Linked DNA regions of Mus musculus: regions 1, 2 and 3 are each linked to region 4. Evidence: chromatin loops called from intact Hi-C (ENCODE). Cell type or tissue: left cerebral cortex. All regions are shown on one strand.

The links. A loop is a pair of places that touch in the nucleus more often than their neighbours do. Peaks named below come from ENCODE experiments on the same cell type or tissue, not always from the same donor. Only the 100,000 strongest peaks of a DNase experiment are listed, where the experiment ranks them.
Region 1: a loop joins it to region 4, with 2.8 times the contacts of the local background. A loop is called at or near these places in 6 of 42 quality-filtered maps.
Region 2: a loop joins it to region 4, with 2.1 times the contacts of the local background. A loop is called at or near these places in 3 of 42 quality-filtered maps.
Region 3: it touches region 4 in a loop (2.9-fold over the local background); 5 of 42 quality-filtered maps call a loop at or near these places.

Annotation. Positions count from the first base shown.
Region 1 is chr17:5,748,444-5,756,443 of GRCm38, reverse strand. It overlaps Zdhhc14 (zinc finger, DHHC domain containing 14), which reads right to left. Exons shown (of 9, transcript NM_146073.3): 9 at 2,553-3,752. The coding sequence ends at 3,351. Among named protein-coding and RNA genes, the nearest start is that of Gm41519, 18 kb to the left of the region's middle. In left cerebral cortex, CTCF peaks have their summits at 3,178 (motif pointing right), 7,557 and 7,758 (motif pointing right); DNase peaks (open chromatin) are centred at 3,195 and 7,751; H3K4me3 peaks cover 283 bases; H3K27ac peaks cover 561 bases.
Region 2 is chr17:5,546,656-5,554,655 of GRCm38, reverse strand. All of the region lies in intron 1 of Zdhhc14 (zinc finger, DHHC domain containing 14), which reads right to left. Among named protein-coding and RNA genes, the nearest start is that of Gm52305, 23 kb to the right of the region's middle. In left cerebral cortex, no CTCF peak of the experiment used is centred here; DNase peaks (open chromatin) are centred at 3,381 and 3,973; H3K27ac peaks cover 324 bases.
Region 3 is chr17:5,729,965-5,737,964 of GRCm38, reverse strand. Zdhhc14 (zinc finger, DHHC domain containing 14) reads right to left here. Exons shown (of 9, transcript NM_146073.3): 8 at 6,391-6,493. Among named protein-coding and RNA genes, the nearest start is that of Gm41519, 37 kb to the left of the region's middle. In left cerebral cortex, a CTCF peak has its summit at 4,364; a DNase peak (open chromatin) is centred at 4,342.
Region 4 is chr17:5,489,392-5,497,391 of GRCm38, reverse strand. Gm52310 reads left to right here and starts at 4,166. Exons shown (of 2, transcript XM_030250193.1): 1 at 4,166-4,417; 2 at 4,640-8,000. The coding sequence starts at 4,166. The coding sequence ends at 5,443. It overlaps Zdhhc14 (zinc finger, DHHC domain containing 14), which reads right to left and starts at 4,792. Exons shown (of 9, transcript NM_146073.3): 1 at 3,701-4,792. The coding sequence starts at 3,945. In left cerebral cortex, CTCF peaks have their summits at 3,923, 5,538 (motif pointing left), 5,737, 7,519 (motif pointing right) and 1 weaker place; DNase peaks (open chromatin) are centred at 5,100, 5,239, 5,846, 6,872 and 4 more places; H3K4me3 peaks cover 4,991 bases; H3K27ac peaks cover 3,137 bases.

The DNA.
Region 1 (8,000 bases), 260 kb before region 4:
CTGAAGAGATCCTGGTGTGGACAAGAACAGAAACCCCTGGTGGGAAAGACCCTAATTCATATCCTGACACCTGCCAAATGAGCTCCAGCCCGAAGCCACGGCTGGGAGGCAGCTGGTTCAAGGCCCCAAGAGGATGCTGGGTAGGCTCGGCTCTGAATGGAACAGGTGCTAAGGCTGTATGGGCGAGTTCTTAGAAGCCCTTGAAAAGTTTCATTCTGACTTATTCCTGGAGATGCCACCAAGCCCTGTACCCCGGACACCCACTACAACCTGAATACATTCATTTCTTGCTTTTAGTCTAGAGAAGGTCCACCAGGCCTAGGGTGTGAAGCCTGCTAAGGTTTACCCACTCAGGGCTTGGCATCACATGGCTTGCACAATGGAGTTTGTAACTTGTTTTGCACTTTCATGCACACCTTATGTCAGTGTCCCTGGCTGACACAGGCAAGGACGTAACAGACTTGGTGGTATGGGTAGTTCTGAGAGGCACTCTGCTGCCTGGGGGTGGGTGGGATATAACATTGTTCTCCCAGGCTGAACAATCACATCCAGAGCTGGAATGAACATTTTTCAAGTGGGCACAGCGTGGTACTGTGCTGACTGCCCGTGGCACAGAGTGGCATGTCAGCCTGTCTGCTCAGAAGCAGGCATTCAGCCATCATCACCCTTCTCAGATCTGGACCAGGGTGCTCTGGCTAAATCCAATTTCCCAGTGCTCGGTAGGAGAATGGGAAGCAGATGGACTTTACCCCCTCTCGGCCCCTATGTGTGCTAATGGCCCAAACCTTAATAGCACGGTAAAATATTTATCTTATTTTTTTCTAGCTAGCAGCCAATCGATTGCTAACTCTCTCGAAGCATTTAGAATGCCAAGGTCCACTCAGCCACACTAGATGGACCCAGTTAATGGGAAATGCAAGCCACTTACCTCTCTGGATGGTGCCCCTCACCCTCACCGCTGAAGTAGGGCCCTAAGAGCCCAGTTGCTTATTCCCAAACAGGAAGAAAGGTCTGTGACATTCTGTGGGCTTTAAACTTTCAATTATTTTAGCCACTTGTCGTATTCAAGTTCCACACCACCTGTCCCTGAACCGTCTTGATTCATTTTTACCAAGGTCCCCAAACCCCTATTTGAAAAATGGCACCACATATGTATGGAGGATGGGTCTAGAACAGGGTGAGTGATAATAAGTATATTTGTCCCTCAGTGTCCTTAGGGGATTGGTTCCAGAGTCCCATGGAAGCTCCCATCTATGGAAGCTCAGGTCTATTAGTAAAACTGAACAATGTTTGCATATAGAACACACAAACCTCCTTCTGTGGGCATTGTCTCATCTCTAGGAGATTTATATCTAACACAATGCAGTGCAATTGAATAACATGGAAAGACAGACACACAACTCAGTGTAGATACCCTCCCCTCAAATATTTTCATGGTTGGTTGAATCCACAGTTGAAAGGGAAGATGGAGGGGCAACTGTATTCAGTGACTTATGGTTGCTTCTTGGAATTTTTTAAATGGGGCTGTTGGTATCAGGAAATTGGCAACTACTATATTAGGAGTATCGGGAATGAAAGGACTCTATAAAGACTAGCTCCCCCACCCTACCCCAAGGTATCTATAAAGACTAGCTCCCCCACCCTACCCCAAGGTATCTATAAAGACTAGCTCCCCTACCCCACCCCAAGGGTAGAAACTGGGAAAAGACCAGACCACCCTTGGGTCCAGGGTAAGGAGCAGGTGGGGGCCCGGATGTGGTTGACAAGGTGTAGGGGGAACTCTGTGGACATCTACTCATAGGTGGAGCATCTGACAGTGTGTGGTTGTGTAAGAACAGTTCTGTCTTAAATTACAAATAATTAGGTCTAGAAAACTTAAAAAAAATGGCTACATACAATTCACCTTCTCCAACTTCTACACTGCCACAGGGCATAACAGTGAAGGTGCCTCAGAGATGTCACAAGGAAGACATAAGCAGCCACTTTTCAGCATGACAATTGTCTGACTTGAATGGAATTGGTTTTAGCCCCAGTAACATTGTGTCTACTGTATTAATGAGACCTGCACCTGGTGCCGAGTCACAGAGTGCTCTGTGGATTTGCCATTGGATATGGGGCTGGGAATGAAGGCTGCAGAGCGCTGGTGAGTTTCCTGCAGCTCCTCCCGGATAGTCTGGCTCCCTAAAATGCCAGGTGACAGATGGAGTGAAGCCGCCATCTTGTTTTTGTCTCCAGTTGTGATCTATGTGACCTCAGCTCCAGGGTGGGGCTGCTGTTGCCTCATGAGGAGCATGAGGTATGCCTATGAGGTCTGTAGCGCCCCAACATCACATGGAACCGAGAAGACAGCCAGACAACATCCCGTCTCCTGGGTACCCCTCCCTCCACTTACTACACATAATTGCTGTGTGAGTGGCTCTTAGTTCATAGCAACCCCCCTTAAGCCTGTATTAAAAACAGATCAGGAAGGTGGGTGCTAAGGGCTGAGGACTGTTAGCAAGCTCAGCTCCCATCTAAGAAGCCGAACCATAACCCACAACATGAAGATTTCAACTTTGGCTGTTTTGAATTATTCCTTACCAGAGATAATGTGAACAAGTAAGTAACTACATGCAAGCTGTTGACAACTGTATACAGATCAAGAAAATAACAGAGGAGTCATTTTATTGGCTGTCCATAGGAAGGTCATTGTCACACAGGAGGCGAGGACTGCCCCATGGTGGCACAATATGACATCCATCTGAGCATTGACAGAGGGTTAAAATGTCTGTCCAGGGCAGGATAGACCCCAGGTGCCGTCTGCAACAGGGGATGCCCCCAGTAACCCTCTTCATCAGGAAACGCCCATCCTCATACAGCTAAGTCCAGTAAGTCGCGAAGGATGGCATTACCCACCGGGTTCGGTCTGTCACATTGGAAAGTATCACAAGATTAAAAAGAAGGAAAACAGAGAGACATCTTTTCTTCTGGAATACCACTGCTGTAACACAGACTATAGTGTGGCATGCAATCCCATGTCTGGCCGGCTTTTCCCTTTGGAACTTTTGTTTCGTTTTGTTTTAATGAACAAATGGAACGGCGGGTGGATTTCAATTAGTAGCTGTAACATTAGGTCCAATTTCAGTCTGGCCACCAGTGTCGAAAATTTTCCTCGTGTCTGTCCCAAAAGCAGCCGACAGAGGGCGCTGCACGCTGCATCCACGCTGCCTCTTTCAATTCCAGGCTCCTCCCATTGAGGGAGTCTCCTCTTCCCGGTCCACTCTGCAGATTCCAAACAAAACGTCCTCTTGGCTATGTCCAGTAATTTGTTTTTGTTTGTCACCTGTGGTCCCCAGGGCTGGCCATGCAGGTCACACGGAGCTGAGCTTTACCAAGCCCCTCACGGAGTCTTCGTGCAGGGAGTCCTGGCTGGCCAGACCCAACATGTGCATGGTACGGCTATGTGCTAGAGGGCTGCCTGCCCCCAGCATCCTTGGCGGTGAGGGTGCCTCATCTGGGGTCAGAAACTGATGGCCCCCATGCTCATCCTTCAGGGGCATAATGTCTGAGAGTGTGGCCTCCGTGGCAAGGTTGGGCATGGAGGAGGGTGGTGTGGGCTGGCCCAGCGTCAGGCTAGCACATGGGGTGCCCAGGCCGGGTTTCCCAGGCATATGCAGCTCTTCGCTGGTGAGGCTGGGCTCGCTCTGAAGCAGGGGCGTGGCTGCGGCCTGCAAAACGAATTTGGTGCTCTGAATGCACTGGTCTTGGTCGCACTGGAGAACAGCAGCAGGAGCCAGCAAAGAAAAGGTGGAAAGGAGATGAAAAAGGAGAGGGTGGGACGGGGGAGGGGGTAGGTGAGGGAGAAGAGAAACCATTAGTATCTTGTCAGTAAGGCAGAGGCAAGGAGCAGACATTAGGAGAGACCCTAGCACATGACACATACACACTTGTGTGGCAGAATAAAGTACTCTAGTGAGCAGGTACCTCTGTGGGCCTCCAGGGTGCAATATTAGCTACATTATAGCCTCTATGCCCTTGATTCCAAACTTAAAGGATGTCATTTATAGGCAATCCCAGAAAAGGGTCACAGGATTTCCCACCCACAGCAATAGAGACCACAGCTTCTTGTAGTTTGAGAACTTTAGTTTCTGTGTATGTGTTTGTTTGTGAAGTGCAAGCAAGTATGTATGCATGTGTACATGTAGTGTGTATGTGTGTGTCCACGTGCGCGCACGCACTTACATGTATGGAGGATCAAGTGCATGAAGCTGTTTGTTTGTTTGTTTAAGCAAACCAACCACTACCACACATGATGTGCAAATATTGGTAAATATTGGCTTTCCTTGGCTTAGTGGTCCCTGAGTTTTAAGTCACTACCAAACTACATACTAATAGCCCTGTTATTGCTAATAGGCACAACCAGAGGTGCCTCTCATCATTGGCGGCCCATGGGAACACATACAAGGCAGCCCTAGTGGGAGTAGAGAGCAACCGTCTGAGGTTGCAGATCTCTATTTCATGCCCCGTTGTGTGTGCACCCTTCCCAGAGCATGCCTTTTGTAAGTTCCCCGCCCTGTCCATGAGCCTAGAAGAGAAGGCTGAGGCCCCAAGGAGTTAGTAGTTTATTAGAAGTTTAAAGTCTTTGACTCCAGGCTGGAGCCAGACTTAAAGGGAAGCCCAGCAGAGGATGACAGCCTTGGGGATGGGGAATCGGGTCTCACCCAGCCAACGGAATGTCAAAGAAATGTGGAGATGGAGGGGAGGGCTGGGGGGAGCAAGGAGGAGGGGACTGAATGAGGAGATGCTATTCAAAGGGATGAGAAGACTGGGAAAAGCAGCTGGAACGGCTGTTGGTTAAACTCCATGAGCCACTAACGTATACATTGTCCAGTCTCCCCAATCATTCCTGCCCCACACCAGAGCTATCAGAGCATTAGAGAAGCACTCTAATCTTCCAGGGCAGCAGGCAGGGTTATGCCCAGGCACCACTGTCTGCTTTGCATAGCACATGAGCTTGGCCCTGATGGGGCAGCCTCATTGATTAAACATATGCTTCCAGGATATCAGGCTCAGAGAGATACGTTGTAAGACTGCTCTGTGACAATCACCATTTAAGATTCCTGCTGGCAGAGACATGCTGGCTCCTCAAATACCCCAGCTTATGAAAGCTAGGCACAGTGCCACAGGTACCCTGCCAATGAACCTGGGCCACAAGGCAGGCCAGAAGGCTCCAGCTGGGAAAGCAGTGGCCTTTTCTGGATGACAGATTCTTGCTGTCATCAGGTACAGTCAGGACTCTTGCTCATGTGCACACCATCCGCCATCACTAAGGAAGGAAGAGAGTGCTTGTCTCTGTTGACTGAAGTAAATCCTTCACATTGGAAACTAACTGGCGAATTCTATCTGAGGGACCAGCCCACGTCTTCTGACTGGTTCTTACAGACTCCCAGGAAAAAGAAGTGCTGGGATCGCATGTGCAGCCACAATACCCTGTCACTCAGTGTTCTGAATCCCCCCATCGCTGGCCCATTCTCGCCCCCAGTCATTTCCCCATCTGAGCCAGGCAGCAGAGCTTATGAGTACCCAATAGAGCCTTCTTAAACAATGTGGTTGCCAGTGCAGGCGTTGGTGTGGCTTCTGAGATGTGTAGTAACAAACACCACTTTGCTGACTTAAACAGCTATCCCAGGTCTGGGCTGGGGGTGGGGGTGGGGAACCATGAACCCAGGGGCACCATGAAGTGCCAGGTCTCTTGTTGGCACTGTTCCCTTCCAAGGTCTCGCTCTTTGCAGCTGAGTGTTTCCCCTCCCAGAAGCCCTCTGCAGCAGTGCAGCCCCCACACCCGTGTCCCCTCCTGCAGTTCACCCTTTGGTGGCTTCCCATGCAGACTCATGGCTTGCTAAAAGCAAGCACAGCGCTGTTGTCACTGGCTGGAACTCTGTTGAAAATGCTTTATAGATTTTATAGATTTCTGTGGTGACACTGGGTGCCATCTGGACTGTGGAAAGGCTCAGCTGGTGAATGTTTGTTGTACAAACACTAGGACCTGAGTATGGTTCCCCAAACTCATGCTAAAAAAAAATAATAATAAAGCCAGGCATAGCAGCAGATATCTGCAAACCCAAAGCTGGGAAGGCATACACAGATGGACCCTAGGGCTCATTGGCCAGCCAGCCCAGGCGACGTTTTGAGTTCCAGGCCCGTGAGAGACTCTCAGAAAACAAGATAGACAGCGCTGGCCGAACAGCACCCAACATTGACCTCTGATCTCCTCACTTCTGCTCCAACCTACCTTACACTCACACCTGCATATACATGGGTATGTACACACACACACACACACACACACACACACACATACACACACCTGCATAAAGTCACCCCAAAGTCTTTCCAAGTGTCTATTTCAACACTGACTTCTACGTACATTTGTTTTAACACCTTAATGGCTGGGTAGGCATAGCTGTGGGCGCTCTCTGGTTGTAGGACCTATGTGTAAACGCCTCATGACCCCCCCTCTGCCGTTCTTAGGTTTCTGAGGTTCTGACGAGCACAGTTCAGAAACTGTGAACCTAAGGGCTGAGAAATCCTGCAGCCTTGGAAAGCCACCTGACTCATGCAAATGGACTTCTGGGAGGTATTGCCCATATCTCTTCTAATGATCGGAACTGGGGCAGGGTGGGGTCTCATCAGTTTCAAACTACAGGCTCTGTACACTGGAATTTATCATTCCATACTGTAAGTATATAAATAGTGTCTGCAGTAAACATCTCCTTAGAACAATGGAATCAAATGAATCAGGATTATGCAGGGCTATAATTGTACTTTACACACACACACACACACACACACACTGCACACACACCACACATACACACTTTTTCAGGTCAGAATTTTTAAATATTTGTCATACTGTTCAAATTTTAAGGGTGATGACTGGGGGAACTCTCATGGTCATGGATCCTCTGTGAGAACATCATGGTTTGGAAAGCAGCCCGTGTTCTCAGGAGATGCCCAATACAAATATCCTCACCCCCTCTTGCTTGTTTGACCTTTGCTTCTAATTTCTAGTTCCTCTTGTTGATTAAAAAAAGGATTTAAAAGTTACATTTATTTATCTGTGGTGAATGTGCATGTGTGTGCACATGCCTGTGTGCGCATGTGTGCATGTGTGTGCACATGTGCACGTGTGCGCGCGTGTGCATGTGTGTGCGTGTGTGCATGTGTGTGCGCGTGTGCATGTGTGTGCGTGTGCATGTATGTGCGCGTGTGCATGTGTGTGCGTGTGTGCATGTGTGTGCACGTGTGCATGTGTGTGCGTGTGCATGTGTGTGCGCGTGTGCATGTGTGTGCGTGTGTGCATGTGTGTGCGCGTGTGCACATGCATGTGGAAGTTAAAAGGATAATGTTAGGAAGTCAGTGCTCCCTTTCCACCCTGTGGATTCTCAGGCTTAAACTCGAGGTTGTCGGGCTTGGCTGCAAGTGTTTTTAACCCGTAAGCCACCTCTAAGCCCCCATTCTTAAAGCTGTTTCTATTTAACTTTCTTTCTGTCTGTTACTGCACACCCTATGTGCTCTCCCTCCACATTTCTCTTCGATACATTCCTTTCCTACTTGCATTCTGGTTGTTTTCTCTTTTTCTTCTCATCTTCCACTCTCCTCTTTCTCACCTGTCACTCTGCTTTTCGCTTTAGGTTGTTTTTTTTTTTTTTTTTTTTTTTTTTAATCGGACTTTTAACCTTCCACCAGTAGAGGGCGCTATCACCACTTTCCTCTTTCTCTGAATTTGGTGGCCCTGTTTCTAAAGTGTACTTGAATTTATCTCCCTTGTTATGTAATCTTAAGAGGAAAAGGCTAAGCCCCTATTTATGATGGTGATAGTTCATATAGATGAATAATACCACATGGAAGAAACCAACATTTTCATTTTCAAAACAATCCTTTTAAAGGATCCACAATAATTGAACACTGATTCTATCTATAAAATTGGTTTTTGTTGTTTTTGTTTTTTGTTTATTTTT
Region 2 (8,000 bases), 57 kb before region 4:
AAACATGCCCAAGGTTTTTCTCCTACATGCTTCTAGATTCTATAAAGCAGATAGTCGAGATTAATCCTTGCAGCCATCTCCATTCTGGAAAGGAAGGAAATCGGAGACCCACCAAGTATACTACCCAAAGTCACACAACAAGCAAGTGTCAGAACTGGAATTTAAATGCTAGTGCCTGGGTCCCAGACTGGCCTCAGATCAATAGGAGCTGCCATGCGAGGCTCATCTTACACAGGGTGTCCTGGTTGGAAATCGTGACTGTTGATCTGGAAAGTGAGTGTCTATTGCTTCACTCAGCAATGCTAGGTTTCACTGCCAATGGCGGCCAATGTGGTCAGTGATAGAACCATTCTGCTGTACCCTGGTTCCCATTCACAGCTTTAGCAAAAGCCCACGAACTGGTTTCTTTGTACCCCATGCTCCTCTTTCCCAAATGGACATAAGGCTCATGGGGATGCAGCTGAGCAGAAGGAAGAATTTCAGAACGAGAGTAGGCTGGGCACTGGTGGCTGCAAGGCCACCCTCCACCTTGGCAGTGGGGTCCTAGTCTGGCATCTCGAGAGATGCAGTTCTGTAAGTTGGATCCAAGCTAGCAACAATGAATAACTGCCTCCCTTGGCCCAGGATTCTTCTTCAGGGATTTCGTTGGATACATTTTCCTTAGGGGCGTGGGGAGACCTTTAAATTGTTACTTAAAAAAAAAAAAAACAGGCATGCTGCCAGTGTTGGGGGGGAGGTCCCCAAGAATACACCTGCTGAAAGAGAAGGAACATGGCATCTGCTGGAAGTGGGGGGTTCAGACTCAGCCACCTTGGCAGGAGCAACAATAGCATATTGTCTGGTGTCCCTCGGGGATGCCTTTCTGCTCCAGGATCAAACATCCCTGGGCAAAGAGCCAAGGAAATGATGCGCTGTGAACAATGTTTCCCTTTGGTTCATGGGCATATTTACCTTGCCACCAGCAAACAGGTGCAGTAGAAGCAAAGGGCTCAGGAACCTAGAAGAGGCTTTGCGTGCCAGGGGGGCACTCACGTCTTCCATAGCTGTCAAAAACCAATGCTCTAAGCGCAGACCTGGAGATCTCCAGATCACCTTGGATGACCACGCATGTCTTCTGCTCAGTTCCTACCCCGCTGCAGCAGAGCCCAGAATCAGCTTTAGGCTCATTTCACAGTGATGTCATCAGTAGCTCCCAGAAGACAGAGGGTCAGCATTGTCGGCTAAGGTCAAGGTTAAAGTTTATAGCACTACGTGCTCGGTCCTACACGCCCTTTCTAAATGAACTTGGTCTTCTTATTTCATCTGAGAGTGAAGACTTACACTAACACAGAATAAACTTGCTATACATGTTATATGTTATATATACTTATATAATATACTTAAGCATATAACATAAAATATACTTGTTGAGTAACAAAATCTTCCTGAGAGATAGGCTCAAAGGTAATGCACATTAGAAGAGTCAAAAATACAGTTTGTAGCAGAATTAATTTTGGCTGAAATGGGTTGTTCTTCTAAGAGGCTTCTATAGAGAGGCAGAAGTGTTTTACGTCTGTGTGAAGGACACAGAGAGGCTGAAGTGACCCTGTGAATGGGGCTGAAGGAAGTTTGGAGACAGGGATGCAGGAAACATTTTTACCCAATAGCTCTCTTCTTTTCTGAATAGTAGATGTAGTTCCATTAAAAAAATGAACAAATAAGGCTATTTACAAATTTAAGTAAGACATTTGCTCCATACATCTCTGCAGTTTGCATCTCTGAGGTTGTATTGCTTTCTTGCCTCTGTCTAGGTGTGGAATGCAGCCCCTGAGGGTCCTAGATCTCACATATGCCCTCTGCTTCTCCTGTGAGCCAGTTCTCAGGGGTTCTGGTAAAGGGTGGAGAGGATCCACCCTTGGCTGTTTCCTGTGGTTCGTGAAGCTGTTTACCGAGGGGAGGTTAGATTAAGGCTTGGGAACTGTGAAAACTATCTAAACTACCAAAAACCATCTAAACCAGGCCAGTAAGGGAGCTGTGCGCGGAAAGGAGCTTCCTGACAAATCTAACCTCTTGGGTTTGATCCAGGATCTCTGTGGTGGCAACTGGCCCCTGTAGTCTGTCCTCTGACCTCCACGTGTGTGGGCTGTGTATATTCATGTCCCCACCTCCCCCACAAAAATAAACGATTAAATTGTAACTTACAAATTAAAAAAAATAAAGCCATAGCTTCTTCAATTGTGAATCATGATCCCAGACAGCACTCTGGGGAGGTGGGGTGTCGTAAAATATTGAGCAACCATGCAAGGTTGCTGAAGACCCCAAAACCAAAAACTGATTCAAAGTCAAGTTTGTAAAACAATAGGAGGTGGTGCTTCTGCAAGCAGTGCCTGCGCTGCACGCGGCAGCTCCACTGCAGTGACCTTGCTTCTGAACCCGGCCTGAGCACTTTGCCCTGTGCACACCTTCATGCTCTACAGCACCAACGAATGTTCCAGAAACACCTGGCTACTGCACACCCTAAACTGCAGGGTCCTCTGTGAACGCACTTTCCTGCGCTTATAAAAAACATTATGGTGTAAGAAAAACATAGATTTCCCCCCCCCCCATATTTCTCCACCACCACTCCACAGCATGTGGATTATTTCATGTTAGAATGTCTGATTTTAAAAACTGCTATTTTGAGTTTCATTTCTTAAGCCATTAAATGCATTTCTGCTTGAGATTTGGATGGAATTTCCGATCACTCCCAAAATGTCTCTAAACATACGTCTGCCACTCTGTGTATCGTGAACTTATACAAAACAGTTGTCTAAGCTTTGAGGATCCTCCCCCCCCCACACACCCGCAGTATCAAATATTCAGCTAAGAGATAATTCTCTGTGTAAAAATGAGCAAGCACGCTCATCTTATCAGCATGCAAATCTGCTTCCACGCTAAACAGTAGAATTACACATAGAGCAAAGAACTGCTTTAGAATACTTTCTTCATGATTTATTATAGGATATACCTGTTTTAGACACCCATATACTCAGTTGTCAAATCTTACTTAGATGAACAGGGTCACAGGTGACTAACATTTAAAAGCCCTGCCGTCAGTCAGAGGTGGTGGTACCAGCACAGACAGACAAACATACGGGCAGACTTATTCCTACCAACGCAGATGACAGGTAACTGATACCATGCCCTCTGCCATGCTGCCTGCAGCTCACTGGCCACACTGGCCAAAGGATTGGTTTGACCAACAGATGCAGACAATGGACCATCTGCAGCATCCACAGAGCAACCCTCTCTCCAGTGTTAGGGCTCCCGTCCCTGCCAGAAGGATAGCCTATCAATGTGGCTCCCACAGCCTGCCAATCCAGTGATTAGTAAAGACGGGCAATGGCTCACAGCAAAAGAGCTGGCCTGTGTGGCAAAAGTTGATGTAAACACACATTGTTCTAAGGCACAGAGCTTACTGGATTGTGCCTGATAGAAGCAAAGCTCACTGTCATGCTTCTCAGTTGACCCAATCACAAGACTCCCTGAATGGGTCTAGTATCTTTCTAACTGGCACACCACTGTGGATCTCCTGAAAGCCAGTGGAAAGGCTCAGGTATACCTGTATTATTATCCAACATGCCCTTGCTACCTCTGGCCATAGAGGAGCTAGGAAGTGCCAGTAACTGGTGCACATTGGAGAGTGAGCAGAGGTGATCTCCATTACACTTCATTTAGCAATTTTACCTCGCTCAACATTCTCTGCCAATGAACTCCACATGAAGGAGAAGGTTATCAAGTCCACAGGAGTGTCTGTGAAACATGTGGCTCTGACTGTATGCAGTTAAACACACACACACACACACACAGAGAGAGAGAGAGAGAGAGAGAGAGATGCGCACACACAATAACAGAAAAACTTTCTCCCCTCCTTTTCTTTTTTACACAAAAGGCTGTAACGCACTTGCACATGAACTTGCCAAGAGAGAAATCAGCATAGGAAACTTCCCTTCCTCCCTCCCACGCGGCGCATCTGCCAATCCAACACTTGCAGACGTAGAGCGTGGAGCGGTTATAGCAACTGAGAACAAATAGCCAAATTAACAGAAATCTGGAAATAAGGACAAATATTTGGTGTTCTCTTGGAAGCAGTTTCTGGCTAAATAGGTCTTGCATCTCCTGACCAGAAGCTGTGGGACAGAGCAGGGAGAGAGGACCTGTAAAAAGTCCAGAAAGGCCTGCGCCACCACCTCGCTCCAGTGCGACGGGCTGCTGCATCTGCCTGGCCGGGATGCCCTTCTCTCTGCCTGCCGGAGGCTGTACAAGCCCCCTTCTTCCAGTCAGGCAAAACAAGCCTGGTCACCAAAAAGCGAAAGCCAGGCCACAGGTTGGTTCCCTAGGCAACTCAAAAAAGGCTCAGGACCTTAGAGTGAGAAAAGATCCCAGCATTCCCATTAGCAGTTCCCTCCATTTTCTTATCTTCCCAACAAGCAGTTTGGCTCCCCGGACAGAAGATTCTCTTTGCTGACGGCAGGTTGAGAACTCTGGGTATCTACTGAGGATGTACTGTGTGCCGGATGTTTGGGACAGGGTCCATGGGCGACAGACACTCGGATGAATGTATGTCATCCATCATTTATGACACAGTCATCAAGGAAACTCATACCAATTGTGAATGATAGTGTGAATCATTTAACAAGTATTGATTGGGCAGCACCACACTTGGGTCCAATTTCTGAACACTTAGTAGAGGGGAAAAAACTTGATAATTGTGCCTTTAAGGATATAGCTATGAAAGCAATATGCAAATTTAAAAGGCATGCATTATATTGGATGTCATAGAGATCCAAGGATAAAAATAAAATATGGATAAAGGCATGATGATCATGTTATACACAGGCCAGTCATCCAAGTCTCTGCTGAGAAAGCGATGCTTGGCAAAACCCCTGAATGATGCCAGAGAATAAGCAAATGGAACAGTAGTGTCTAGACCAAGTGGGAGGGTGGAGGCAGATGGCCGGGACCAGATGCCCAGGGGTGAAGTGGGAAGTGAGGCTACCTGGCCACATTAGACTGGCGGTGTCAGAACCTGCCAGCGATGGTGAAGATACTTGTGGTTCTGAGAGAGGAGGTAGCATGGCTTTGAGTCTATTCGATAAGACCTTTCTTAGTGTCCGGCTGAGAGAATGGTAGGCAATGGGGACAGAAGGCAGAGGAGGGGCCCTTCAGGAGGCTACTGGCATGGGGATGGTGGCAGCCACAGAGTGGCAGTATGTCACATCACATCCACATTTGATAGCTCATAGACTAAGGAAGATTGTCAAGGCCAGCACTTCCTGTCTTTGGAAATGGAGTGCGGTGCAATATTCAGTCCTCATAAAGGCAGCATGAAGATGTGCGGCTGCTCATAAAGACACCAGAATTATAGAGCGGGGACAGCAGCCACAGGACGGCCTCCTCACAGGTCTGCCCGGTGACTGGGCCTGGACTTCAGAGAACCCTGGGAGGTACCACAGTCTCCCTGTACAGACAGAAGAATGGGTGCTCTGTCTAAACACAAACTTCAGGGCGACCACAACCAAGAATCGGTATTTGCCAAAGTAGCAAGATACCTATTTCCTCAGACATGCAGGGCTCCACCACCATAAGAAAGCCCAACATTTGCTGCTGTTTCTGTAGACCTCTGGGTGGGTGCTTGGGAGCAAACCCAGGGCCTTGTGCATACTGAGTCTATGGTCTACCAAGACGCTCCCCCCAACCCATCTTTTTGGTTATTTTTTGACTTTATTAATAGGAAGAAGCTCATAGCGAAGTACTTATCCATGGGCATCCCATAATGTCAGGTTTTGGAATGTCCTCCAGGTAACCCCAAGTAAGGTGCTCCCTCTCCCTTGGACTGAGTCTCTATTTGTATAGTATGGCAACAGAGTGATGTTCTGAGTAAACATGGAATTACACATAACTATTTATCAGGGGGTGTGAACTTTGCTCGTTAGTATAAACACACTCCAGAGGCTGCTTAGCCTATGAGAGACCAGAACAGTGCTAAGTTCTTTGCATGGTTTTCTGCTGTTGTCTTTTAAATAACAGAAAGACTCACACAAGGGTATAAAACTAGCTTAAGGAAGTTTCATGGACCCTTCACCCAGTTTCCTCGGAGAACAAACTCTTACCTAAGCTCCATCTATTTAAAACTGTCACATTTTATGAGACAAATATTATCTGCTCCATTTTACAAATAGGAGAGTAAGGTTTGCAGAAGAAAGTTATCCAACTTGCCCTGGGCCACACGTGCATAGAAGAACTGGGAAATCTACACTTTGAGACTTTGATATACTCAGCTTCCATATCTCGCCTCTTGGGGGGTGGCCCAGAAAGCAAGCCACAGAGGGCAGAAGGGTCACCCTGTCCTCTGTATTCTAACACAGATGGCCAGCTGGCATGCTCATTCTCTGTAAAGAATCAAGGCATAAGAAAATATCCCTCAGGCTGGGACTAGTGACATAGAAGCTGAGGCAGGAGAATGACAAGCTCAGAACCTTCCTGGACTCAAGAATAAATTCAAGACCAATCGGGGGCAACTAGTGAGAGCAGAAGAGGTTGGGGATCTAGCTTGCCGGCAGAGTACTTGCCCAACATGATTGGGGACTGTGATACAATCACTGATACAACACCCACAAAAGAAGGAAGACAAGTGGGAGGGTATAGGGGACTTTTGGGATAGCACTGGAAATGTAAATGAAGAAAATACCTAATTAAAAAAAAATAAAGTGGAAAAAAAAAGAAGGAAGACAAAGCAATGCCCTACAAGAAATAAGATGATATGTACAAACATTGTACTGAGGCACTGGTCTGCCAGGTTGGGGGACTGAAAACTCTCTCAGTACCCAGCTGCCATTTCAGAACCCTTGGAGTTACAGGTGGTTTCTTAGGCCCCATTGATGCACATGGCAACAAACTTTACCGAGGTTCCCTGAAGGCAGGTCCTGCACTCTAAAGCCAACTGGGTTAACTAAGTCCTCCTAGCAGGAGGAGTTCTCAAGGGAGTAGTTGGGATTGCCTGGGAGTCACAATAAGGTTCTACAATAATCAAAATAACATTGGCAACTGTGCAGGCCAGGTGGGTGCTTTATACTGCTGTCCTCGTTTAATTCTTCAGGATCTGTATCACTAGCCCATTCTAAAGCTGAGCTAACAGAAGCACAGGTAAGTAAAGAGCCCAGGTCCTGAGTACAGGAATTCTGGCAGTGAGGTTCCTGCTCCTAACCATCACTCACACTGCCTCTCTGAAGACTAAAAAGGACCTACTTGGGTAGGGGTGGGAGTGGGGAATGGAGGGTGCATACTGGAGAGGTGGCTCAATGGTTAAGACCACTTGACTGACTACTGTTGCAGAGGACCTGATTCAGCCAGCAGCTACATCTGGCAGCTTATAACATCTGTAATTCAAGCTCCAACACCTTCTTCTGGCCTCTGTGGACACTGCAACTTACATGCATGCGCGCGCGCGCACACACACACACACACACAATCATAGACATACCACACACATACACCACACCACACCATAAACACACGCCATACACATACCACACATACATACACATACATACAAACACACCACAAATACACACCATACACATACTACACACATATCATACATACACATACATACCACAAACACACACCATACATGTACCATACACATACCATACATACACACACACTACAAACACACATACCACACACAGACAGATACACACACACAAATACACACAAACCACAAACACACACACATACCACACACAAAAAAAAATTTTTTTAAAGGACCTACTGGAAAGTCTTCCAGTTCTAAATTGACATTTCCCTTCCAACAAGGCTCTGATTTAAAGGCTGTGGTTAATTTTCATTATCTTACTATTTAGGCACAAACACCTTGTTTCTAAGAATGGTTCTGGGGGCCCCTGGGAAAAGTGATTTTTTTTTTTAACTCCTACTTTCTTGGACATTGTGGGGAGCCGCCCTCACATTAGCCGTTGCAA
Region 3 (8,000 bases), 240 kb before region 4:
TTTGAGAAAGAACATGAAGAGAGGTGAGTAAGGGGATTGGGGAAGATCTGGGAGGAGTTAGGGAAGGGAAAAGAGTATGATAAAAATAATTGTATGAAATATTAAAAACTTGAAGATAAGAAGCAATTCTCATGTGTGGACCTTCCCCTGGGATTCTGACTAACTAGGAGTCTGGTGAGCTCCCAGGCTGATGGAGCAACACTGGGTCAGACAAAAGGAGTATCACTGGTGGAAGCTGAGGACATTCCCCCTCACTCACCAGTCATACAGTGTAGCATGGACTGCCCCACCCTTCTGAGTGTCAAGATGACAGGAATGTTCCACAAAGTCTTTCTCAGCCAAAGCCACCCCTTTGCCACTTCAGTGGTGGGGGCTGATCCCAGGACCCCACGTACTCTCAGCATGCTTGAACCACTACCTATGTGATTCTGGGCAGTGTAATGGCTAATGTGACTGTCAACTTGACTGGATGTAGAAGCACCCATGAGACTGGTATGTCTGTGAAGGTTTCCAGAACATTCATGGAGAAAGAGAGAGGGAGAGAGAGAGAGAGAGAGGGAGAGAGAGAGAGAGAGAGAAAGAGAGAGAGAGAGAGAATGAATGACCTACCCGGAAAGCACCAAACACAGTCTTGGGGTTGTGGGGAGGTCTAGTTGGGACAGAAGAGAGAAAGAGAAAGCCAGCCGAGGGGGAACATTCCCCAGGGTACGAGCTTCCTGTCCCACACACCTTTCCCACCAGGACAGAATGAACCCTCTGACACCAGGAGCAAAAGAAACAATTCCTCCCTGAAGTGACTTCTGTCAACTGTTTTGGCCACAGGGTCAGAAAGTAATACGTACAAGCAAGTTATCCAAGATTTGAAACCTCAGTTTAGTCCTCTATAAAATGGTACCTTAGTTACCTTTGTATTGTTGTGATAAAACACCATGGCCAAAGTAATTTATAGAAAGAAGGATCTATGTTGGCCTAGGGTTCATAATGATAGGGACAGAGGCAGTAGGTGGGCATGGTGACTAGAGCAGGAGGGGGAGGGGGAGGGAGAAGGAGAAGGAGAAAGGGAAGGGGAGGGAGAGGGGAAGTATAGAGGGAGGCGAAAGTATAGGGGGAGGGGGAGAGAACTTTCTGAAGTTCCTAAGCCCATCCCAGATGGCATACTCCAGCAAGGCTACTCCCCCTAGTCCTCCCTAAACACCAATTGTCCAAAAGTCCACCAATTGGGGGCCAAGTGTTCAAATGCACGGTCCTATGGGGAATACTCTCATTCAAATCACAAGTGGGGATACCTTCTAAGTTGTAATGCGCATGGAACGAGATGGTCCTTACAAATACTAAGGGGGGGGGGTCTCAGGTAGCACCACTTAATACAGTGTGGGTGTGTACCAAATAAACTTGGCTTTGCTTCAAAACGGCTGAAACTTCACTTTATGACACTGACTAACTCCACATGATAAGATTTGTATGTTTGTTTCACATGGAGGGTTAGGATGCAAGATTTTCACAATCGATTGTGAGTGCTAACCATACAAAGTAAATACACACAAAGGGAAGCCATGGCAAGCCCCTGGGCCAGCTGCTCTCAGTGATGGAGCAAAGGAGAGGCCTGCTCTCTCGGGCTGCACTGGACACCAGACAGCTTGGGAGCTATTCATGTCTGCTGGCTATGCCCCGCTGGCTCTGTTGGGCTGTAGTGTGCGTGCGCGAGTGCACGTGCGTGTGTGTGTGTGAGGGAGAGAGAGAGTGAGAGAGAGAGAAAGAGAGAGAGAGAGAGCATGCATGCATGTGTGTGTGTGTGATAGCTGTAGTTAAGATGTCAATTATAGGCATTCTAAGAAAGTCTAATGAAAGGAGTGTTGTAATAGCCCCAAAGATACCATAGCTAATTTCACCATACCTTAGCATCTCCAGGACACTTCTGGGCATATACATTTGCCTCTAATGCTATTCAAAGAGAAAGAAGGCAAACCAAACTGTAGAAGATGCAGGACCCCTGGTGGAGTCCCTTGGCTGGAGGCTCCAGCCCTCTCAGAGAGGAAAGTCATGTGTATTTTATAAAATAAGTAAATAAATACCAAAATCAGGGCTGGGAAAATAGTCGAGTGGGTAAAGCTCTTTCCACCCAAGTGTGAGATCTAAGCTGGATCCTCAGAGCCCACAAAAGCCAGATACGGTGGCGCACATCTGACATTCAATTGTAGGAGCAAGCTGGGTGTCAGAGTTAGGATAATCACCAGGAGATCATGCGCCAGCTGGCCTTGCAGACGCACCTAGGAACAGTGAGAGGCACAGTCCCAACAAGGTGGAAGTGAAGGAGAACTGAGGTTGTCTTCCGATGTCTACATGTGTGCTGTGGTATGTGGACACCTGTACTCACATATGTGAACACGCATAAACTCACTCTCTCTGTCTTTATCTCTGTCTCTCTCTGTCTCTCTCTGTCTCTCTGTCTCTCTGTCTCTGTCTCTCTCTCTCTCTCACACACACACACACACACACACACACACACAGATTAAAACAAAGACCACCCTTTAAAAAGATCCCAACTTGCCAGGCAGTGGTGGCACACGCCTTTAATCCCAGCACTTGGGAGGCAGAGGCAGGCGGATTTCTGAGTTCAAGGCCAGCCTGGTCTACAGAGTGAGTTCCAGCCAGGGCTACACAGAGAAACCCTGCCTCAAAAAAAAAATCCCAACTTGTCTCTCAGGGATTATTCCATGTGCATTAAAAATTATTTCAAGTTTATTATCTTACTCATTATTATGTGTGGGTGTGTTTATGCCACAGAATATATGTAGAGGTTAGGGGAAAACTCAGCAGGATTGGTTTTCTCTTTGTAGCTCCATGTGTGTTCTGGGAATCAAATTCAAGTCATCAGGGTTGTAATTGAATGGAAAGCAGCTCTACCCACTGAGCCATCTGGCCAGCCCTGCACCATGTGCCTTTTAATTGCACTGAAGTCTCTACCTACATCTCTTTCCTTCCATATTTATAAATCATTGTAACTTTTTATTTGCTTTAACAGTTCCAGTCCTCCAGTTATCTCATCTTTCATCCATTTCCAGAATAGACCAGTACTGATGTAAGACAGATGGGTCAACGGGAACAGATGAGACGCACACATTGCTACAAAGGCAAAGACACCCATGGCTGACACTGGCCAAGAAACAGAAACTTGGAACAGACTCATCAGCACAGAGCAAATATCTGTCTGTGAAGGAAAACTCAAGGCTAGAGGCCTCACCAGTGAGTTCTCCCACATCTTTGAAGAAAAGATGGCATCCATTTTCACAACTTATTCAGCAAAAGACTAGAGAATGCAACTCTGAACTCATAATAGAGGGCCAGTGTCACCCTGATACCAACACTGAATGAGTTCACAGAGAAAGAAAGCTACTGACCAAAAGCTCTTATGAATAGAGACAAAACTGCTTCGGCAGAATCCCAGCAAAGTAAAGTCCAGCAGCATAAAAAGAATTGCATACGTGACCGAGTGAGACTTACCCCAGAAATGTAAGGAACACAAGGCAAGTGGGGAGAGAGCTGTACAGTGTGACTCTGGGGGGAAGGGGGCATACAGACCAGACTTCAGAATGCCCCATCCTCTGGAAAGGATAGACATGCTCAGTTTGGAGACTGTGGGGTGTGATGGGCTGGAGAAGAGATCTCAGGGTCGTGGCTCGCCCTCTTCTGTGGGCTTATCCTATGTGTTGGGACTGTGACGTTCAAGGATCGACTCAGCTGCTCAGAGCTGTAAGAGACTTTAGATAAGGAAGCCCCAGACCCTCTTTTGTAAGCAAAAGAGGGGCACTGAGGACTAGCGAGGCAGTGTGAGCTGCTAACGGTCACGGGGCTGACTGGTAGGAACCCAGCGCTTACACACACAGTCCCGCCCTCTCTTGTGCAGATGCTCTAAAGGCTACAGTGTGCCAGATCTTTCCATTCATGAACTTCGGGGAGAAAATGGTATGAGTGGATTCTTCCATGGTACTTGTCTTGTGTCAGGCAAGATTTGAATGCTGTCCACTATCCCACTTCATCTTCAGAGAGGCCCTACCAGATGACACATTACTGTTCCCACCTTATGGATGAAAACTTGGGGCAGGAAAGGGCTATGCAATTCCTCAAGCTCAGGTATATGGTAGATGATGGTGCTCTGGTCTCTGCAGTTAGCTCTCTCTCCCCTCACCACCCTTGTTCCTCTTCAAGGCATCTAAAGGCCTCGATGTTCTTCTCTGGATCTACCTAAAGGTTCTACAGTGGAAGCCCGCTGCTGGCTGACTCTACAGCGCCCCCATGTGGAAGAGATGCCTCTGTATAGTTCCTATGACAGTCAGAGGTGCTTTGGCTCAGGGATTTGGCAAAGCAGGGTTCTGTGCCCCTCAAAGGCTCATGGTGTGCAACTGGTCCATGGCCAGTAGAGGGAGGTACTGGGACTGTTGGGAGCCTAACGCATGCCACTTGGGTGTTCGTGCAAAGAGGGTATCTTTTTCCTACCTGTCGTCATTCATCACCCCACCCCCACTCTCTGCTTTCTGTTCTCCAGGAAGTGAAGACACGTGCTACACACTTACAGATGCTCCTGACAGCACTACATCCCACCACACACCTCTGCCACCATCATGTGCTGCCCAAGCACAGGGGGCTGAGCAGCTGTCAGCAGAGCCATCACCATGAGCCTCAGTAAATCTCTCTTCCCTTACGTTGTTTGGCCAATGCACCATAAAAGCAACCGACTCATGTCCATTATAGATTCCAGAGTGGCTTACAGCACCTTTAAGGTGGCTTCTGCTTAGGTTCTAAATCTAGAGACCGTGCAGAGCATTCTGAGGTTGGTGCTTGGGAGCCTTGCAGAGTCTAAGCCGAGACCATTGATGTTGCTTGGACACTGATGTCCGGTGAAGGTCCCTAATGTTGTCATCACAGGCTTGCTTCCACGTTGTGCTGCTTGCTGACACTGAGTGTGAGAGAAAGAGCATCATAGCCCTTCTATCTTTTGAGTCTAGCCCTTAGCACATAGCAAGAACCTCAGGGACGGTGCTGGTTGAGTGAGTGGGAGAATGCATGTATATCAGCATGTGTACCAGTCAGAGAAACAATCAACAGACACTGGTAGAAATTCTGGTATATCCCCCTTACGGTTAAAATAAAATTGAGTGATAATGTTCCACTGTGGGTTTAGGATTAAATGAGACTGTTAAATGCTTTGGACGTCTGTTGCCTAATAAACTCAGTATCTTCCCTTTGCTGAGCACATAGCCTACTTTCTCTGTTCTTGCTTCCCTCTGAGGAAATCCGGTTTTCAGGGTTTCTTGTGTGGGTATGCGGGATGCTCATGGAGAAGAGTGGAAAGACTGGGTTACATCCATATTGCTTTCAAAGGAGACCTATTAGCTAGCGAAGCAACACAACTAAGACCCCACAGCTAGCATCTTCCTGCAGGAGGCTGGCGCCATGGGTGAGCAGGGAGTCGGGAGGGTTTCCCGGCTGCAGGTCTTAGAGACGGTTGGTTGCTGACTTTACAGCTCTCTATGTTTATCAGCAAGATTTCCCCAAGTCCAGCCCCAAGCCAGCTCCTCTGGGTGACAGGAAAACTCCATGTAGGAGACTCAGCTGTACAAATGGCGAACAGCAGAGTGGGTAGGGACTTGAAGTTCATGTCTTTAGGCAAACAGAGAGGCAACTGCCTTCTAAACACCTCAGAAAGTTCAGGTGCTGGGAGTCAGGGTCAACGTGCTGTGGTTGTAGGTGTCCACGGAAAGATGCTTCCTGCCTTCCCCCACCTCCTGTTGGACAGAGGTATGTGCACACTGCTTGCATGCTCCAGTGTGCAGGCAGTTTGGTTTACACTGTAAATAAAGTAGCCCTTGGCCTGAGGATTGTATAGAGGGGCTACAGGCTGGTCTAAGACTCAGGGTGGAAGTATGGAGAAGTGTGGTGATGTCCACTGCCCACCTTTAGTAGCAGGGCACGTTATTATGGTAGCAGCACACACTGAGCAAGGGACAGCAAGGATATGGAGACTATCAAACAAGTCCAGCCCTGGTGGGAAGGTAGATCCTAGTCTTTAACTGTTCCCTGACTTTGTGGACATACGTTTGACATATGCTATTGAAACAAAGAGATGGTGTGTGTGTGTGTGTGTGTGTGTGTGTGTGTGTGTGTGTGTGTGTGTTAAGTAACAAGCCAGCCAGATTAGATGACATGGTCCCTCCATGAATACTGTCCAAATTGGTCATTTTCCTTCCCCATGTTAGCATGTCAGTCACATGGATGATCCAGATGTGCCTTCTACTAAAGCAATTCCCAGGCATATATTATTGGGTTAGAGGGCATATCAGAAGAAGAGAAGGCATCACAGGGAATAGCGGCCCTGATGCAGGCAGTACCTACCATGTCACTCTGCGACTGTGTGGCCCCATACATAGTGATCCCATTTGATGGTGCTGCTGGCTGTGGTGTGTCGGGCTGGACATAGCCTCTTCTGTCAATTAGGCTGCAGGAGAACAATCAGAGGAAGGAGAGAGTGAGAAAAATCTCAAATATGACAGCAACATAATTTATACATCTAGGTCTGGGGTTCCTCTTCGATGGTTATCCTCAGCTGTCAATTTGATGGGTTCTAGAATGACCTGGGAGATGAGACCCTCCACACATCTGTGGGAGATTATCTTGATTAGGTTAACTAAGGTGGGGCAATCCTCCCACTGTGGGTGGTACCACTCCCTAGGCTAGGATCCTGGATTGTATAAAAAGGAGACCGAGAACTGAGCATAAGCATCCATTGTTCTGTTTCTTGCAGATACAATGTGACTAGTTGTATCAAGCACCTCCTGTCTGGCAGTCCCTGTTGTGAAGTTACATGAACTGTGAGCCAGAATAAACCCTCCCCCCAGTAGGTTGTCTTTGTTAGGATGTGTTATTACAGTAGCAGAAAGAGATTAAAACAAGTTCTTTCTGTGCTAGATCCATTATGGCATCTTGGGCTGTTCCATATGTATCCTCCACATGACACCAGTTACCAAATTCTATCACTTCTTCCTTTAGGGTACCGTGATTCAAACTTGTGCATATTAGACAAGTGCTCTAATGGGGAGCTCTAGCCTCACTGTCACTTCTACTTTAAAAGAGGCTTGTGGCATTGGTTGTTCCCTTTTTTAGTCTAGATGTCACCTGGTACAGACCGCAGCAGCTTCCTCTTAGTCACCCCCCACTGTCACAATTGTTCCCAACTTCCCTCTCCAGCTTCAAGCTAATGTCATTTCATGACAAGCCTGTGCCATCTTATCATATTAATTCAGATATACATTGTGAGTGGCCGCACCATGCTAGTGCCTTATGGGAGACCAGAGCAAGCTACACCTGCACACACTCTTTCCTCTCTGACCATCCTCACCCGGGCCACATTCTCTCCCACTCCCCTGCTCGCTGAAGGGGGAACATGATGGGCTGGATTGTGCCAGTCCCACAACCTGGAGATGGGACCCTATCTGTGACCTATGGCTACTTTGTGAACGCAAGCATGAGAAGATGAGCACCTAATGGATTGAGGTGGTCTTAGCACACTGTGACCACAGTGCTACCCCCAGGGGCTGGGAAGAGCAAGCAAGAGCTTCCTATGTAAGAGAGAGCATGGCTGTATTGCTGGTGCCTTCGTTTCAGACTTCTAATCTCAGACTGGGAGCTATGTTACTTTAAGCCCTCCCCATGATGGCACTTTGTTGGAACACCCCAGGAAGTACTATAGAGGTAGGAGAAGAGGAATTAGCTTCAGAGAGTCCCCGAAGGGAGCCCCAAGGCCTGAACAGGGTGCATGGCTATAGCTTAGGTCTGCAGTAACAGGTATGTCTGACCTCTTACACAGCAGCTTTGCCTGTACTGGGAAGTTGCAATAGGAGATTCTTAGATGAACATTGGAAAACAGGCTACAAGCTGTAAATTGAAACCCTTTCATCTCTACGTTGCTTTTGGTCATGGTGTTTTGTTGCAGCAATAGAAACCAT
Region 4 (8,000 bases):
GTTAACATTTAAAGGTAGACCCACTTTATAGATTTCAGAAGTGAGGTGTACTAGCTGGCTTTCATCTTCAGCCTGATGTAGCCTAGAGTCTACTGCTGTGATAAAACACTAGAATCCAGTGGTTCTCAGTTTTTCTAACGCCAAGTTCCTCATGCTGTGGTAACCCCTCTCCCAATCATAAAACTATTTTCATTGCTACTTCATGGCTGTAATTTTGCTACTGTTATTAATCATAAAATAAATAAATACCCGTGTTTTCCCATGGTCCTTTGGGGGTCACGAGCCAAAGGTTGAGAACCACTGCCAAAGCACCTTTGGGAAGAAAGAGTCCATTTCAGCTTACACTTCCAGGTTCCAGTCCACCGCTGAGGGAAGTTAACACAGGAACCAATGCAGAAACCATGGAGGGACACTGCTCACTAGTTTGCTTAGCTACTTCTGTTACATAGCCTAGGGATTGTGCTACTCACAGTGGACTGAGCCCTCCCACACCAATCTTTAATCAAGACAATATTTCATAGACAAGGCCACCGGCCAATGTGATCTGAGCAACTTTTCAATTGAGGTTCTGTTTTCCCAGGTGATCCTAAGTGGTATCAATTTGATGACGATGATGATGATGACAATGATAAATCTCATGAACACAAAGTTTATAAAAGATGACCAGTTATTGAGGGTCATGCTGCTGGAAAACTGTTTAGGGTACACATTTCCAAAAGTTCCATTTCTAACCAGATTCTATACTTTGCAGAGAACAGGACGGGCGAACCTCAGGAGAACTGGCTGTGGGCTCAGCAGCCTTCCTGCAGCTAGGGTTGGGATCTCTCCCTTCATCTCTCTTGTGGGAATAATCATTTCTACTCTGCATTCTCCAGGGGCTGAGGTCACTACCAACGCCTGTTGCTGGGTTCTGCTGAGTTCACTTCTCTCCACTCACCTGCCTCCTTCATCTCTTCCAGATTGAGAATGAGGAGGCAAAGAGTGGGTTTCTATAATGGTGTCGTTGGGAGGTGGTAGGAGATTGGGCCTTGTGGTGAGAAGTAGGTCCAGTTGGCACCCATATCTATCTCTCTCTCTCTCTCTCTCTCTCTCTCTCTCTCTCTCTCTCTCCCTCCCTCCTCTCTGCTTCCTAGCTGCCACGAGGTAAGCAGCCTTCCGCAAGCATGTGGCCCTGCTGGCATGTTATCTTTCTTTTCCTTAGGCCTGAAAGCAATGTCTTAGGCAAACAGAGGCTGAGGCCTTCCAAACCGTGAGCCAACACACATCTATCTTTCCTCCTTTTGGTTGTTTTTTAGGGTGTTTGATCCCGATGACAAGCCTAACAGATCTGTTCACATGAAAAGCTACCAACACTCAAAACTAAACAATCAAATAGGGAACTTCAGTAACTAAAGAATGACCGGAAGACAGACAGGAGTAGACAATATCGGCATCTCCTATGCGTGTGATGACCTGGGTTTCGAGTCTCCGGCAAATTAACTTGATTAGAGTAATTTGACTTCATTCTGTCAGTAGCTGTGATTAAAAACTTACAACGACGTCAGTACCCAGGACAAAGCCATAGAATACAGTCACGGAATACAGTGACTTGTCATCAGTCATGTCTTACCAAACTCTAATGCCTGAGGTTTGAGTGAACCCTATGATGCTTCTCCACTGAAGCAGGAACAGTAGGATGAGCCTCCTGCTTTCTTGAAACTTCAAACTGCCATGCTGAAGCTAAGGTGGTGGAGAGAGAGCATGCTCGCACGTACACACCCTGACTCCCACAGAGCAGACATAATAACGATGCTGCAAATAGGATCTAATAAAACCCCGGTGCCCATGGTTATTCCTACAGTCGTCCACTAGCACAGTACTGGTGCAGCAAGCGGTCTTTAATAAGCTGCAAGTGAAGGCTTTGGGGAACTCTTGGAAAAGGACATACAGAGAGAGACTGAGAAGTAAAAACAAATTTATGATGACTTGGTTAGAAGTGATATTTGAACTGGAAAACAAAAGAACATAATAATGGGGGTGGCAGTGGGGTAGCCGCACCACATAGTGACGATTTGGATACACATCAAGAGTGACATATTCACCACGCTACATGCAAGACACTAGCAACAGAAGCTCTGTATCACCAGATCGTGCCGACTACCTGATTTTTCTCTACTCTTAGAACCGCTAAAGAGAGTTAAATTGTCAATACAAATCTGCTCCAAGCATTTTGTGACAGTTGAAGCAGAGACAACTCTCCAGGCTGAAGCCGCCTGCAACTAAAGCCACCGCAGAGGGGATGGCACTTCCGTTAGACATGTGGCACCTCTACTCCCACCTGGGTGTTGGTTCTCAAGTCAAACGCAAGGACATCCGAACCCCCTGTCCCCCCTCCTCCAGGTTCCACGGGTCCACTCAGCTGGCAGCCTGGCTGGGGACACAGAAACAACAGGAGCCTCACAGGTTATGCCTCTTTGGCATTCTACATGCATCCCATATCCCTTCCCTCCAGCCCATGGGTCCCCCAACAGATGCCACCAATTTAGTCTCAAACACCCACAAAGGGTAACTTATGAGACACCGGAGCAATCCAGAGTCAAAAACGGAGGGGTACGGTCTGTAAGAGGGTCAAGAAGAAAATCGGAGAGGGGTGTGGGTGTCAAAATCAGAGCCCAGTACTTGTTAAAGACAAAACTGAACAAACATAGTAGGTTTTAGATAACCCTAGCCAGACGCTGCCTCAAGGACTGAAAACACATACAATGCCGTTAACAGATGGAATATGGGCAGCTCAAAGAGATTCTGCCCATAAACGTACTCCTTTTGAAAAGTTTGAATAGAGACTTTAATTTTTGTTGGGCACAGAATTGGGGGGGGGGAGAAGCTGCAGATGGCTGAACTCAATCTGAGCATTTGATCTGGATTGTGGCTAAACTCTACCTATGGGCTACTAGTAAGGAGGACCTGTCTTCAGCAGGCAGAAGGATTGTTGCTATGATCTATTTGATTTTCCTAAAGACTTCCATGTAGTGGTCGTCCCCCACCCCCGCAGCCCCCAGGATAGAGCCCCAAAGGGTTGTTTCTGGAATCAGAAGGAGCCACGTGGTGTCTGGTTTTCCTCTCCAGGCCTTACATCTCTCTCCGAAATATTCCCAAATGATCAACTGTGGATATTTCCTGGGGAAACTTCTTTGAAAGAAGGTACACTCCACCCTTGGTAAGACTGTTAATCAGGGGTACAAGGAAATGAAACAGGAAATAACCCATGCAGGACACTGTAGGTAATCAACACTTTCAACCTAAAATAACTAAGATTCAGCCAACTCGGTTTAAAAAGATGCCTCGAACTTCCTTAGCAGGGGTGAGATGGGAGGTCACAGGGGCGGGGATAAGGACTAAGTCAAGTCTCTCTCTTAGAATTCTCCACTCCACCCCAGAAGGCTGCACCTGGGCTGGTGTGCTAGTTCCAAACTCAGAGTCCACCTGCTTGGTTCTAGCCAATGCTCTGGAGCCAGTGACCTGGCACACCTTACAAGCGCCCCTCTCTCCTTTTCCTTACTCCCAGGATTCAGCCCCAAGAAGGCATTATTCCAGGGGGCTGAAAAGTCCCATAAAGGGAAAGCAGGCTGACATTATATAACAATATACACCAGAAAACGAAAGTCGCCAAAGTAGGGGCAGGAGGAGTGGGGGAGCACGGCATCTGGAAGCCGCCACTTACTCGAAGGCGAAGAAGAGTCCACTAGTGACCAGGATGAGAATGAGAGTCAGGTAGAAGACGCCGGTCTGCCGGGCCATCATGATCCTCCCGTTGCAAAAGAACTTGTTTCTTCCTGGGAACACCTCCCATTTCCTCCGGGCCGCGATTTTCTTCTTCTTGTGGGGCGACTCCATGGGAGAGGAGCTGTGGGTGCTGATCTGACTGTACTCGCAGTCTTTCATGGGCCCGCCGCCGCCGGGAGGCATCCACGAGGGCAGCCGGCTGGGGGCGCACACCCCCAGAAGCCCCCCGGCCGCGCGGGTTCCGCCGAGCCACGGCCGCCGCCGGCCACTCGGCCGCCCCCCGAGCCGCGGCGCTGCGACCCCTAAACGGGCTCCCGGCTCGGCGACAACTTTACGGAGGACACCCAGGTTAACCCCTTGGAGAGCCCAGCTGTCATAGCAGAATCCGCTTTCGGGAGGGACGATGTTGGTCCGCAGTCCTCGGCAGCGGTTCTCCGTGGCTTCCAGCCGGGGGGTCGGGGCTGCAGGACCCCGCGGGACGCGGGGAACCGCTCAGCAGACACCCAGAAGGCGGTGCGCCTGGCTTCGCCACCCGCAAGCTCCCGGCTGCGCTTGGGCTCCGGCCGGCGGATCCCGGATCGCCGCGCCCTTAGCGGACACGAGGCAGCAGACCTTACGCCGGCTCCCTCCGGAGCCACTTCTGCGCCTCGACCAGGTGGTTTCTACTCTTTCCCGGTGACGGATTCTCCCAGGAGAGAGAGCTGCAAACTGAGCGGCAGCTCGCGACACCGGCAACCCCTCCCAGGGGTGGGGACAGCCACGCGCGTTCTTCTGTCAGGAGCTGCTCTGTAGGAGCCGGGGCGCTGCCCGCGCTGCGACCCCGCATCCACGAGCCGAGCAGCCGAGCTGAGTCCGCGGCCCCTAACGCGGGGCTAAGGCCGAGGGTGGTGGCGGCGGTAGCGGTGGCGGCTCCCGGGGCTTCCTCGGTTCCTTCTGTCCGGAGAAGACAACCCTAGCGCGACGAGGGCCGCCGGAGGGCCGCGGGGACACTGCCAGAGACACTTGTTTGCAAGGCTCAGCCCCGGCGCGCGCGGCGCTCCGAGCAGGTCCGCCTCCTCGCCGCCGGGTGGGCGGTGACGCCCGCGCCTCACAGCCGGGCTCCTCCTCCTGCTCCTCCTCCTTGCCAGTGAAGCCTGGGCACCCGCTCCCTTGGGTCCCTGCCCCAGTATCCCCGGGCCAGAGCGCAAGGCTCGGGGACTGTGCGGGCCTGGCGCGCCCGGAGGAAGGCTCCTGGCTCCCGGGTGACATCCTTCACCCTAGGAGAAATCAGGTCGTTGCCCTCGGTGCTGAGGCGCCATGCGCTCCCCGCGGACTTAGTTCCTCTACGGGGTTCTCCACCGGATTATTCCCGGTCTCAGCTGCCACCTCTGGACACTCGCATTCTCATGACCAGTCGAAAAACCGTTCTTGCTACTACGGGGGACCTGAGTACCCGCCACGCAAAGAAGTGACCTTTCCTGGCCTGCCCTCGGCTCATCCTCTTCCTCCCCAGCGCCACGCGTGGCTGAGACGCCAGGGAAACTCTACCGATGCCGAGAGGATGGGGGTGGAGTGCCTTGATGACAGGGTGATGAGCAGCCCCCTGAAACAGGCCAGACTTCGGGACCTCGAAGGGCAGGGGACAGCAGAGCGGTCTGTGTCAGCTCCAGCAGCGACCGATCTGCCCCCTCTTTTGGATTAAAAACCCCCAGTGGCAGGCTTTGTTTGCAAAGGTCGCTGTCTTCCCCATCTTTCATTCTCTACTTTTTCCCCCTGGTGCTCACAATTCGCTCATTTTACTTCTGTCTACTTGCCTCTGTGGAGCCCACGCACAATAAAGGGACCGCACATCTAGCGAATGCTTGGAGTGCGCCTTTCTTTACATCCCAGTTTGACAGTTGGGTATACAAACGGGCGCAAGGCCGGCGCCAGAGAGCCCCAGCAGCCTAAGCGCTGCTGCGCCCCTGGGCTTCGGGGCCCGGTAGAAGCGCTAACTGGCGTTTGCACTAGGGTAACCCAGCGCAAAAGGACACCCGGCACGGGCGCTCGGTTTTCTGAGCCCTACTTTCTTTTCAGAGCCCGCTGGGATGTGTAGTTCCTTCTCTCGCTGTCCAACTCAGGGAGGAAACGTGACTTGAGGATCTAAAACTACAAGTCCCTGCAACCCCTGCGACGAAGGCGGGGAAGCAAGGTACTGGGCTTTGTAGTACTCAGCGTTTGGAGAGCCACAAAGACAGCTTTGGAAAAGATGCTTTCTCTGTGCCGGGTGGATATTTGCACACTGCCTGCGTTCTGTGTAATCCTCACCACAACCCTGCGATGCACTATTGTACCAAGCTCAAAGAACTGCTTGCCCAACACTACAGAGCTGCCCAGTGATAGAAATGGCACTGAACCCAGAGCTCTGTCTTTCCCTTACAGAGCACGCCTCAGTGCTCAGTGTCAAAGATAGATAAGCTTGGCTAGCCAAAAGAGAAAAAGGATGTAACCAGCTAGGAAATGGGGGCGATAGAAATGGTAATTAGATGGGACAGGGAATTACAAGAAGTTAAAAGCAAGTGTGATTCTTAGGGGCTGGATGGGGCTTTTTCTTTGTTTGCTAAGTGGATGGGTGCATTTTTAAAAATAAGTTCACACTACTGTAGCTGAGGCTACTGTAGTAGTGTCCAGTTCCTGATTCTCTGCCTTTTGCCTGCTGGGATTTCAGATATGTTCCACCAAGTCCAGCTAAGGGTCTTAAGTGGACAATTGAAATTGATCTTGAATTACTTGAGATACTGCATGACAGACAAGCGCATTACAGAGACAACTAAGTGCTTGGTAAGTGTGCTCTAAAAAAAAAACAACAACAACAACCACAACCAGCTCTAGCATTTGAAGTAAAAGCTTTTATGCTTTTCCACCCTTTAGCTGACACGATCAAGACTTTATTTTGTCAAAAGCACATGTTAACTCTATTGTCTAGGTGGCTTTAGAAAGCACCCTCTCTTGGCATTGGGAGTGCAGCTCCGTGGTAAAGTACTTGCCCATTCTTATTCTCAACTAAACTGGATTTTTCTGGCATCTGGCACAATTGAAAAGTCCTTATCCTCTAGAAATGTGTACTAAAAGCATTTGCAAGTGAAATGATAGAACTTCTAGATTGTGCTTTTCCACTCTCCAGCCCATCCTCCTCCCACACACAAGGAGACAGAAGGAACAACTCTGGGAACTCTTGGAAAGTGTTACCATTATGTGATGTAATTGTGTTTAATTATCCACTGTTGCAGATTATCACAAACCGGAGGGTTTAAACACAACAGGTGTACCTCACAGCCTTTGTGGTTCAGGTATCCAAGTCTTTTGAGACCTTTGCCCATACCATCAAGGTGTAGGCTAGGCTGTGTTCTCATGACCTGCAGAAGAATTCATTTCCACACTCATCCGGGTCACTAGTGAATTCATTTTAATGCATTTGTAAGACAGCATCCAGCTTCTTGTCAGTTGGCCACTGGAAACTCTCTGCAGCTCCTAGAGGTCACCAGTAGTTCATTAGCACCTTGGCATTTCCCAGAATTCATTAAGCCAACAAGAAAAGCCTTCCAGCAAGCAGGCTCTATACATTAGAGTCAAAAATGTACATGTTCTATTTAGCCAGAAAGCAAATCATACGCTGCAAGGTGAAGGGACCATTTGTGGGTGTGGATGTTAGGATTAGTCTATCCACCAAAGTATGTAAGGGGTCATCTCTTTTTTTTTTATTAAGATTTATTTATTGTTATACGTAAGTACACTGTAGCTGTCTTGGAACACACCAGAAGAGGGCATCAGATCTCATTGCGGATGGTTGTGAGCCACCATGTAGTTGCTGGGATTTGAACTCAGGACCTTTGGAAGAGCAGTCAGTTCTCTTACCCGCTGAGCCATCTCACCAACCCAGGGGTCATCTCTTAACCATCATGTGTGCTTATCTTTATATTTGACAACCCCATACAAAAAGAAACAAAGCATTTGTTGTAAAACTGTATCTAGTGGGGTGGGGTGGAGAGATGCCTCAGCAGGTAAGAGCCGGTTCTGCTCTTCTGTTAACTGAAGAGTTTTATCATCCACCTCAAGTAAATCCACCAAGCTGTTACCATCTGTGGCACTTCACACCAACATCTACCTTTCTTGCATTGTTAGTGCTATCTTTGATGCCAGTGGTCTTTCTCAGATCGTGGCTGACTTGGTGGACCCACTGGCAAAGGGGGTTGCTTTATAAATAAAACTGGAGGTTTGTT